Regions from separate parts of the Homo sapiens genome. Here region 2 is linked to region 1. A link is a contact called in ENCODE Hi-C data. All regions are on one chromosome and are shown on one strand. The core of a region is the stretch at or near the end of the contact, and the rest is flanking DNA. Distances in the headings are between cores, read along the strand shown.

Evidence for each region. A loop is a pair of places that touch in the nucleus more often than their neighbours do.
Region 2: a map of ectodermal cell shows a loop between it and region 1 (3-fold over the local background). The contact joins two enhancer-like sites. A Hi-C loop is called at or near these places in 2 of 168 maps with a recorded cell type or tissue (dorsolateral prefrontal cortex and ectodermal cell).

What each region holds. Positions count from the first base shown.
Region 1 is chr1:3,234,704-3,240,042 of GRCh38, forward strand. The region is part of intron 2 of PRDM16 (PR/SET domain 16); the gene reads left to right. Among named protein-coding and RNA genes, the nearest start is that of MIR4251, 110 kb to the left of the region's middle. Within about 2 kb of position 3,920, at least 4 of the 41 ENCODE cell types and tissues checked have a DNase peak (open chromatin) inside an H3K27ac peak, as active enhancers do.
Region 2 is chr1:3,288,565-3,293,503 of GRCh38, forward strand. All of the region lies in intron 3 of PRDM16 (PR/SET domain 16), which reads left to right. It overlaps LOC124903828 (collagen alpha-5(IV) chain-like), which reads left to right. Exons shown (of 2, transcript XM_047436627.1): 1 at 1-4,939. Among named protein-coding and RNA genes, the nearest start is that of MIR4251, 160 kb to the left of the region's middle. RefSeq lists an enhancer at 4,701-4,939. Within about 2 kb of position 3,652, at least 4 of the 41 ENCODE cell types and tissues checked have a DNase peak (open chromatin) inside an H3K27ac peak, as active enhancers do.

The DNA.
Region 1 (5,339 bases), core at 2,670-5,169:
CATGACCATGTAGCAGCTCGGTAAATTCTACAAGGAGAGCTCCCATTTTCCACTCACTGACTCATGATTTATTATTCGGTAAATGCCACGTGGGGTCTCCCTTGTGTTCCTGCTCGGAGGGGCCGTGATGGTGCCTGACACCCACCTTTGGCCTAAAGGGGCGTCTAATCCAGGAGGGAGGACGGGCCTGCCTGTAATAACTGGGCAGCTCTGAAGTGAGGCTGGCCATCCTTTTCCAGGCTGCAGGGCTCTGATGAAAGTTGGTGGAGAAATAAAGTGTGAGTGGGTTGGGTCAAGGTCACCTGCCGTCCACTTAGAACCATCAGCTTCAACACCACCTTCCCAGCACAGAAGCTGCAGAGTGCAGAGGGTGTCCCTGGGATCGGCTCCACTGGCGTCCCAGCCAGAGCCCCCTACCGAGCCCTGCCTGCAGGTCCTGGGGCCCTGCGAGGCCGCCCAGCCGCTCCAGGCCTTGGCTCTTTCATCTTCTAGAACCCAGGCCCTCGGAAGCTCTGAGACCAGCTCCAGGAACAAACAGCCTCGCAGAACTTTCTCCTCATTTCCAGGGCGTGCGTGTCCAGTTCCTGAGCTGGCTACGGGAGGCTCTTGGACTGGCCGCTGCTTCCCTTTCTCGTGCTGGAAGTGATGGCTCTTCATGAGCCATTGATCGCGAGGGCCACATGTCACCTGCTTTTATGATTTACATTCCCTTCCCCTGGGGACATCAATCTTCCGGAAGCAGAAGGAGGAAGGTGTCCACAGAGGGCCAGAAGCAATGCTGGACACCCCTGTGCTCGGGGACAGGGGCCTGCAGAGATCCTTCCCGCTCGCCCCGCTGCCTGGCAGAGAAAGGGCTCTGGAGCCTGCGCCCCAGGGGCTGATAGCCTCCTGCCAGTCCCCACACCAGGTCACCCCCACCCGCTCTCACCTTGCTCCATCAGCAGGGGCTCCCAGGTGGAGCCCAGGAACAACAGGCCTTCCCCAGCTCCGCCTGACATGGGGGAAAGAGCGCCCGTGAGTCCAGGACGGCGGGGGCGGGGTGTGGGGGGTCCCTGCCATGTAGACCCCGGAAGCCTGCCCTGCTCCAGGGAATCTCAGGCTGGGTCAGATCTCCCCCAGGCCCCTCATTTGGAAAGGGCTGTCCTGCCTGTGTGGGGCGGAGCTCTGAGATCTGGAGCAGCCCATCGAGCATGGCGGGGGAGTGGGGGTTGTGTGGTGGAGGAGCTGCGTCTTTGGCTTGGTGGAGAATTCAAAGCTGTGGCTGGAATGGCCCAAGCATTCTGGAAGTTTGGGAAGGTCTGAACGTGGTAACCTGCACTCTCTCCTCTCTGGAAAGGGATAGCATGGCGGGGGCAGTATCCAGAGAGCAGGCATCCCTGCAGGCGCCACCCTCCCCAGACAACTGCAGCCCCAGGGCAGGTGGTCAGTTATAGCCCTGCCCCCAACTCTACCTTGTGCCCCGAGGTGCTAGAGGCAGAGGGCAGAGCAAGGTCACAGCCAGGGCAGGCCAGGGGGACCCCACAGTGCCTCCTTGTCTCCCACAGCCCCTGGGGCTGGGAAGGAGGCTTGGAGAGGCCTGGCGGGGGGTGGCTTCCCAGGCCAGGAGCAGTTGGAGAGAGAGACAGGACCCCCACCCTAGGGCTTCCAGCAGCCTCGTCCTCTGAGAGGCTCCTGTGACTTCCAGGTCAAGGACCACAAATATGCTAATGGCCTGGGGGGGCGCTTGTCTGACCACCGCATTGGCAATGAGGTGGGCAGAGGAAAGTGAGTCCTCACAGGGCTGCTTGCAGGCTGGAAGGGAGTGGGGCCTCCTGGGTACTTCACCAGCAAGCTGGGCGTGGCCATGGGCCCCACGCCGGTGGGTGCCTGGGTGACCCGGGCTGGGGGCCAGGGCTGGTCTACACCTGTGTATCTTCAGGCTTCCCTGGGAAAAGGGGCTGCCCAGCCCTGCCCTCGGTGTGCACCACCTACTCAGGGTCCACTCACCTTGATCTTGGCAGGGCCCATGTGAATCCAGGGTGAGCCCGGGTTAGCACTCCCCTGCTGTCAAATTCGGGAGGCTACTTTACCTCTCTGAGCCCCTTCCTCTTCTGCACAGAGCAGGAAGCCATAGCCTTGCTCGTGGGTGTGTTCTGGGGTTTACATGCATTATTGGGGGCCAAGTACCCAGTGCGGAGCCCGGCCTGCCTGGCCCTTGGCCCTCCACCTCACCATGGAGGCCTCTTGTCCTGGGCAGCCTCCTTCTCTGTGTGAGGAGAGCTAGACAGGTCCTAGCAAAGGGAGGAAGCTGGGGGGCACAGGCCGGATGGAGCCCACTGCGGGGCCCCACACTTGGGTCAGCAGGAAAGACCCCCACATGCTCCTCCGAGCAGACATGAGGAGGGAGACCCCTTGGGGGCCCGTGCACACAGGAAGCCACCCTTCCTGCAAACTGTCCCTCCTCCACACCCCATGCCCCCATCGTCTGTTTCTTGCCTCCATCCGAGAGCCCCTGCCTGAGTGAAATCCCTCAGCCTGGTCCTCAAAGGGCCATGGCAGAGCTCCCCCCAGGCTTCCCAACCCCAGGGCTCCTCCGTCTCTGGGGTGCTCATTTGCCCCCTGCTAACACCTTTGTGCATATGCTGCCTCACTCCCAGCCCCATCACCTCCTGGGCTCCCCACCCCCACTTCGGGACCCCACCCCCAAGAGGACCTCAGCTCCCAGACTTGGAGATCTTTCCTCTTCCTCGTGTTGATGTTGCTGTGGAAGGCAGGGTGGGTCCTACCCATTGTGTCTGCCCCAGAGTAGTGAATTCTGGACTAAATACTGTTTCCGTATTTTTTAAATGTCTCCAAGGCACTCTCCGTGGGGCAGTGTAGACCAAAGGTGCTCAATACCACTTATGAAATGAGGACATGAAGGGGTGTGGAGCCTGCTCCCGGGGGCCAGGGAGAGGAAGAGCAGTGCCCATTCAATCATCTCACAGGAAGGGAGATGCGCGCGGGGCCAGCCTCGCCCGGGCGGTGTGTCCAGGCCAAGGGGCAGCACTCACAGGCGGGGCTGCCAGCGAACAGAGTGTTCTTGGAACATCAGAAAGAGAAGCAGGCCATGCCCAGATTTTGGGTCTTCAAGGCCTTGCTGGCTGGGCGGGGCAGGGCCAGGCGGTGGCAGCCCTGCAGGTCGAGAGAAAATCACTGGGCGTGCACTGAAGTCTGCTGGCTCTAGCAGACTGCTTGTGGCCGGAGCAAAGCACAAGGCCCCATCTCACCAGGTCAGCGGAGATGCTGCCTGCCTGGAGCTCGGGTCCCATGGGGTTGGGGGCGAAGATGCTGCATCCCAGTGCTGTTCCCTGCTCGGGGCCCTGGAAGCAGAGCGGCCTGGCTTCTCTCATTGGCCAAAGAGGGTTTGGAAGGTAGGGCTTAGGGGCCATTCCCTCCTGTCGCACAGCCCTGCGGGGTTCTCATGCGGAACCCCAGGCCAACCCCTGATGACAGGGCCCAACGCGGGAGGCTTGGGAAGGCCTTTGGTGGTGGGGGCAGGGGATGCGGAGGGCAGGAGTGAGGGAGGTGGTGGCTGGGAGTGTAAACAGCGGCGTAGAGACCTCTGTGCATTTCAGGACGGGCTCTCCAGAGCCCAGGGTCCTTTTCTGTGCCGTACTTGACTGTGTAAATATTTTTCTTAGGAGTAAAGAGAGAGCCTCCATTCATTGGATGGATCTCACTTGAAGGAACTGAGAAGTAACTGTTTAGGCATAAAAGCTAAAAGCAGTGTCCAAGGAGCTTTAAAAAAAATCATTTCTGTAGCTCAAACACGGCCAAGCTGATTTTTTTAATGCAAAAAATAAATAAATATTATCCTACTCCCGGTTGAGAGCGCAAGGGTTTGTGTCAACACCAGTGCAGTCTTTGCTCTGCGAGCCAGAGGCGGGGCGGCCGGCGACTAACCGCCTTTCACGGTTCTTGCGGGAGCTGCCAACGGGAAGCCGCCCAGCTTTGCTGGAGCCCACACGGCCGGAGGGAGCTTGGCCGTGGAGAGAGTCCTGGCCGGGGTTCAGGTGCAAGTCCCGGGTGGAAGGGCCTGGCGTGTGTCTTCTTCCTGCCGAGGCATCCACCCGGAGGCCTCTGTCCTGCCGGAGCACACTCCTGGAGTCAGGAGGCCCAGACTCGAGTGCGGGCGCTGCCCTGAGCAGCTCCTCGACATCTGCCCGGTCACCTCAACTCTGCAGCCCCTGTTTCCCGTCTACACAGCAGGGGCGTTGCTGGTTCCTGCTTCCCACATGTGGTTGTGAGGAGGAGGTCCGCGTCTGCGGTGCCTGGGACAGGCCCCCCACATGTGGCAGGGCCCCAAAAAATGACCCGCTGCTGTTATGACTGGCTTCACCATTGCCATCACCTTGATGCAACATTTACACCAGGGAAATTGGCAGCACCCACGGCTTCCATTTGGAAAAGAAAATTAAGAATGAGATTTGTTCTTTAAAAACTCCATCTTCTCAGAAAGGGAGGATGTGTGGGTGGCCGTGGACATTCCTCTCCGAGAGTGAGATGACCCTGAGATGTGGAGGCTCAGTGTGGCCTGGTCATCAGCTTCCAGCCCTGCCAGGGGCACTGTTTAGTTGGGTGTAAAACCCTGCTGAACATGTAGGCCGCATGGAAGCTGAAGCTGCTGACCACCAAGACCTTTGCTCAGACTGTGTCCAGCAGAACCCTGAGCCCCTCGACCCCACAGTCTCCCAGCAGTGAGCAGAGTGAGGCTTGGAGCCTGGATGGGATGTGGAGGTTGTAGACAGCTCCATCAGCCTTGCCATTTGTATGCCCCTGGGTGCCCTGCATAGACAACCCTGACCCCCCGACTCCACCCATAGGGGCTTCTTCAAGGAGAAGAGGCCTTGGAATCAGCTTTTAGCAGGTTCTAGACTCAGACCCACATCTTTGGGTCCAACGAAGCTACTTCAGAAATGGGCAAGAAAGAAAAGTAGGTTAGAACCAGCCACAGTGGCTCACGCCTGTCATCCTAGCACTTTGGGAGGCCAAGGCAGGAGAATTGCTTGAGCCCAGGAGTTAGAAATCAGCCTGAACAACATAGTGAGACCCTGTCTCTACAAAAAATACAAAAAATTAGCCAGACATGGTGGAGCATGCCTCTAATCCTAGCTATTTGGGAGGCAGAGGTGGGAGGATCACCTGAGCCCAGGAGGTCGAGGTTGCAGTGAGCTGATAGAGCCACTGCACTCTAGCCTGGAGGCTGGGGGTGGGCGGGGAGAGAGAGAGAGAAGAAAAGTAAAGAAGAAAGAAAGAAAGAAAAGAAAAGAGAGAGAGGAAGGAAAGATGGAGAGAGAGAGAAGAGGAGAGGAGAAGAG
Region 2 (4,939 bases), core at 2,402-4,901, 54 kb after region 1:
CAGCCCAAGCGGGGGACCAATGCCTGTGCTCACCTAGGGGTCCTGGTGGGACCGAGGCCACCACCACCCATAGCCCCTCCCCCACCACCCCAGGGGCTCTAAAGATGCAAACCTCCAAGGTGTAGATAAGAGAGACCCAAGTCCTGCAGCCAGGAGGGGCAGCCTCTCCCTGCAGGAGCCAAAGAAGGGCAGAGGGGCAGCCAGCCCTCCCTGCCTTGCAGCAGGGAGCAGACATCCCTGGAAGGGGCAGGGGCCAAATGTCATGTGCAGGGTCCAGGCTGCCCCTTCTGGGGGAGGAAGTAGGGCCTCCTGGGTGTTCTCCTCCCACATTGACCAGTGCCTGCTGCCCCTGGGTCTTTGAAGCTTCAGAAGTTCCCTAGAGTGGAAGAGCAGACCAGGGGCCTGCCATCCTTGCGTGCTCACCACCTCCTCACAGGGCCTAGGGGCAGGGGAACTTGGCTGGCTGCCCATGAGCCCCTGGCCGAAGACCCCAAGCCCTGCAGAGGAGGAGGCTGATGCTGCATCTGGGGTCCCACTGCCTTTTCCCTCCTGTGCTTGTCGCCCGGCCCCTGCTACAGGGCTCAGGTGGGAACACCTCTGCGTGGAGGGAGACCCACCAGTGTGGCCACGGGCAAGGCCCCTGATAAGGTCACAGGTGGGGAGGACCAGGGCTGCTGAGACTGAGGCCCAAGCCCCCTGCCTAGGCCCCCAGAGATTCCTGGGTGCGCTGGCAGGGAGGGGGTCAGCTTGGAAATCTGCAGGTGGGCAAGCTCTCTGGTGTCCCGATGCCCGCCGGAGTCTGAACGCAGCCCCTGCAGGTGCCAGATGGGTGTCTGTCGACAAATTCACAAGTACCTGCCTGCAGCGAGTTCCCACCTGCAGCTTCCCCACGCTGTTTTTGTTTGGTGCTTCCAGAAATCATTTCATCCTCCTCACCCACACTGGTGCCCACCCTGTGCCAGGGCTGGGGGCTTGGGTGAAGGAAGCCCAGTCCCAGTGCCCACAGCCCAGCAGGAGGAGACAGACACATTAGCAAGGCCTGCGGGCAGGTCAGGAGCTGGGCGGGTCCACGGTGAGCCCCAGAGCTGCTGGCAGAAGCGAGGATGGCCTTCCAGGGGAGGGAACGGCACAGGCAAAGGCCCTGGGGCAGGACAGCACGGATGTGTCCATGGAACATGGGACAGCCACGGCCTTCACAGCTGCTATGCCTGTGGTGTCGGCTCTAGTTCCAGGGCAAAGGATGGAAAGAAGGCCGGGGCCCCGCTCCCACCCAGGAGTCAGGACCCCACTCCCTCCAGGGCACCGAGACCCCACTCCTGCCCGGTCACCAGACCCCACTCCCTCCAGGGTGCCAGGATCTCACTCAATCCAAGTCACCAGACCTCAATCCCTCCAGGGCACCGAGACCCCACTCCCACCCCAGGCGCCAGGACCCCACTCCTGCCTGGGGCTGCCCCTGCTGCTGTGCCTCCCCTGGTGGAGCGGTTTCTGGCTTTAAAAGTGTGCTCGTGAGCGCAGGGTGTTTTTCCTGAATGAAAACTCACAGAGTGCATGTGTCATGCTGATGTGACAAACCCGGGCGCTGTTCTCCTGGGTATCACACCCTACGACTCCAAGGCTGGCCCGGCACAGGGGCTCCCCTTGAGGTGGGCAGGTTTCCAGGCATTTGGAAGTAGACATGGGAAGGAAGGAGCGACGGGGTGGGAGGGATCTGCCTGCCAGCCCACAGGGCTCAGGGGTCCTCAGAGGTGTCGCCCCTTCCATGCTCAAAATGGCTGGAAGAGGAGAGCCTCTCAGTATCCCCACCTTATAGATGAGGAGGCACAGAGAGGGGGAAATTTGCCGGTTCCCCAAAGAGCCTGCTGCCTCCACCTGCTGTGTTCGAAGCGGTGATTTTTCTCTTGAGGCCCCTGTGTCCTAGCATTTCTGAGCTCAAAGGAACCTGTGTCTGGCCAGCCCCTCCCATGCTGAGGACAGAGGTGAATGCTTGGGACAGCGAGAGGTGGCATCACTGAAGAAGCCCCGTGGCTCCGGCTCCGTCTGCAGGATCCCTCCCAGGACGCAGTGGTGGGCCCAGGCCGGCCAGCGCTGGCTGAAGGAGCACTGTCCCCACAACCCAGGGAAACAACAGGGCTCCAGGGGGACGTGCAGGGAGTGGAAGAAACTCAAGCCGGGAGCTGTGGATCCAAAAATATTGCAGAGTTTCCCGAGGCAGGCCCTACGAGATCCCTGAAACGGGATACGCCGAGCTGAACTTGGCCACATAATGCCGCTCTGTTTGGGAAGGGCCCGGAGCACTGGGGGCCCGAGGTATCTTTCAAAGAGTGATGGTTACGGAAATTAGTGGTGCAGAAATCCATACTCATCATTCATCGGGGGCCTTATTAACCTTCTTACGATGTGATAGGAGCGGCTTGGCCTCCTGACTCCAGGGGCCTGGGAGAGGCCATCCTTGTCTCCGGCTTGGAGGAGAGATGCAGGAGGATCGCCCAGGCAGCACCGGCCCCACCCGCTTCCGGAATCCTTGGAGACACGAGTAGCAGTTTCCTGATGTGATACTTAGGTCATGAGGCAGGGCGTGGACCAGGACGATGCACAGCTGAGAGCAGCCCACACGGCCTCTCTCGGGGTGGCAATAACACTGCCTCAGAGACTGGAGAGAGCCAGGCCCAGGAGACCCCAGTCAGGGCGTTCCCAGGAACAGGGAACCCAGAGAGGCCTGGGCATCACACACACCTGCGCTCACAGTGGCCCCACCTGGACCCCTGGGGGACCCACCCTTCTTCCCCTTCTGCCCCTGTGTTGCTTCCTCTGCACCGCAGGGGCCAGGTAGCTGCCATGGAGTTGTCTGCAGGTTAAGGGAGGCCAAGGAAAGGCATCTGACCTTTGGAAGATACCCCAATAAACACCATCCGCTGTCATCACTGATCCAGCAGCTGAAACATGGAAGGGCCAGCTCCAGGGGCCCACAGGCCTCGCAGAACTCAGAGCTCCACACTCCTCCCGCCCCTGCCCATCCCCTCTTGAAGGGGCCTCACCAGGCCATGGGCTCCCTATTAAGTAATCACATCAATGTCCATTTTAAATAAGGTCTGAATGCTATGAAGCACCCGTGTTGGGTCAAGGCAGCTCTTGGCAGTGCGGGGGAGCTTGTTAGAAATGCAAGTCCCCTGAACCCCAGCACTGGGGGAGACGGGGGTTCTGTGTAAATGCCCGGCAAGAGAGCTGCATTCCAGTTTGAGACCCACTGGGTTGGACATAGCAGGTGAACGCTGGTCCCAACAGCTTCTCTCCTCGAAGGGAACAGTGCACCTCCCACTGCTCGAGACCAACCTGGGAGGCTCCCAGGGCCCCTCCTGGGCCTGTCTCCCCCCACACAGCAGGTGCCTTCTCCCGGGCTCCTTTGGGGCCTACCCGGTGCCTGGCACCCTCAAGATGCCTTTACATCTTGTGTTTTGGGCTTGGCCGCAGGACCCCGCAGGAAGGTGCATGGCCGCTTCAGCAAGGCTGGCGGAGAGGGCAGATTTTCTGGGCCCACAGGCCTTGGCAGGATGCTGGCCTCTCAAGGTTGCACTGACAACCTTGGGCACGTGACGGATTTATTGAGGGGAGAGCAGGTTGAGCTGTTCTGTCCAATGCCGTCGCCAGGAGGAACCTGCCGTGGCCCGGCCTCAAGTCCTGTTACTCAACACTTGTCTTATTATGCTGCAAAGCCAGAGCAGAGCCGAGGTGATAACGCGGGCACGGCAGGCCCGGGCTTTCCAAACCTGCTCATTTTTAGCCCCTGGGAATCAAAGTGGTGTCCGGCTCTGTCCCGCAGCCTTTGATCCTCCGCCCAGTGTCTCCAGCGAGAGAGAAGCAAAGAACACAGAGAGATAAACCACACTTGAGCCGTCGCTCTCCGCCTGGCTGCGCCTCTATCTGGGGCCGCAGCGTCCCCCGAGTGCTGAAAAGAGTTCTCCTGGTGAGCGGCACCGTGACCTTCATTCTTGACCGCGCTGTCCGGATGAGAGTGGCTTGTCCAGACGAGAGTGGCTTGTCCAGACGGAAGGGGAAAGGACGGTCTGCCTGCTCTCCTGAAGGGAAGGGCCAGATAGCGAGGGAACCCACCTCCCTTCCTGTGGGGTGGAGGTTTGGGGGTGGAGGTGGCCCCAGGAGACAGGGGTCACGGAATTGGCGCGAAGGGAAGAATGGGGAGCCCAGGCTGAATGTTCTCCACCAGCACATCGGTGGGGGCTCAGGAGGCCAGTCCCATTGCCAAGCGATGAAACTCTTGTATCTTCGAATGGCCTGGGTGGGTTTCCGGCAGCCAAGAAGCGTGAGCAGCCCTGTGGAAGGAGGGGAAGAGGCACTGGTCTTTTCCTGTTTGTCTTCTGTGGGTTGACCCTCACGGAGGCACTCCGCTCCGGGCATGACCTCGGACTCTTGAGGAGCCTCAGTTCGGCTGTCTTTCTGCAGTTAATTACTAGGACAAGGGAACACATCCAGGTGCCTTTCACAGGGACATCGCCCATGAGGGCAGGGACTGCACCCTATTGACCCTATATTCCACCCCAGCTCCTGGCACTTGGCCGGGGCTCAGACACGTGTTGAGTGAAAAACTGCACATTTGGGCAGAGTTACCAGCAATGAACCTGCCTCTGTAGAGGATCCTAAGTCGGGGCGAGGGGGCCCTCAGTGAAGCCTACAGAAAGCCAAGCAGCCCAGGGGTTCCCTCTCCACCTGAGAAGCAGCGAGACCCTGTCCAGGTCAGCGGGACCAGCACCGCATCCCAGGCCACCCGTGTGTCAGCACATAACCTTTGAAAACACCGTGAATGCCGGCTTTGATGATAATATGTGGGTAAAGGTTGTATTGCTATCTGGGTGATGATTCATCCGTCTGTGAACCGGGACAAGGAGGTAATAGGAAGGCGCGATGGCCAGGGGCAACGTTGGAA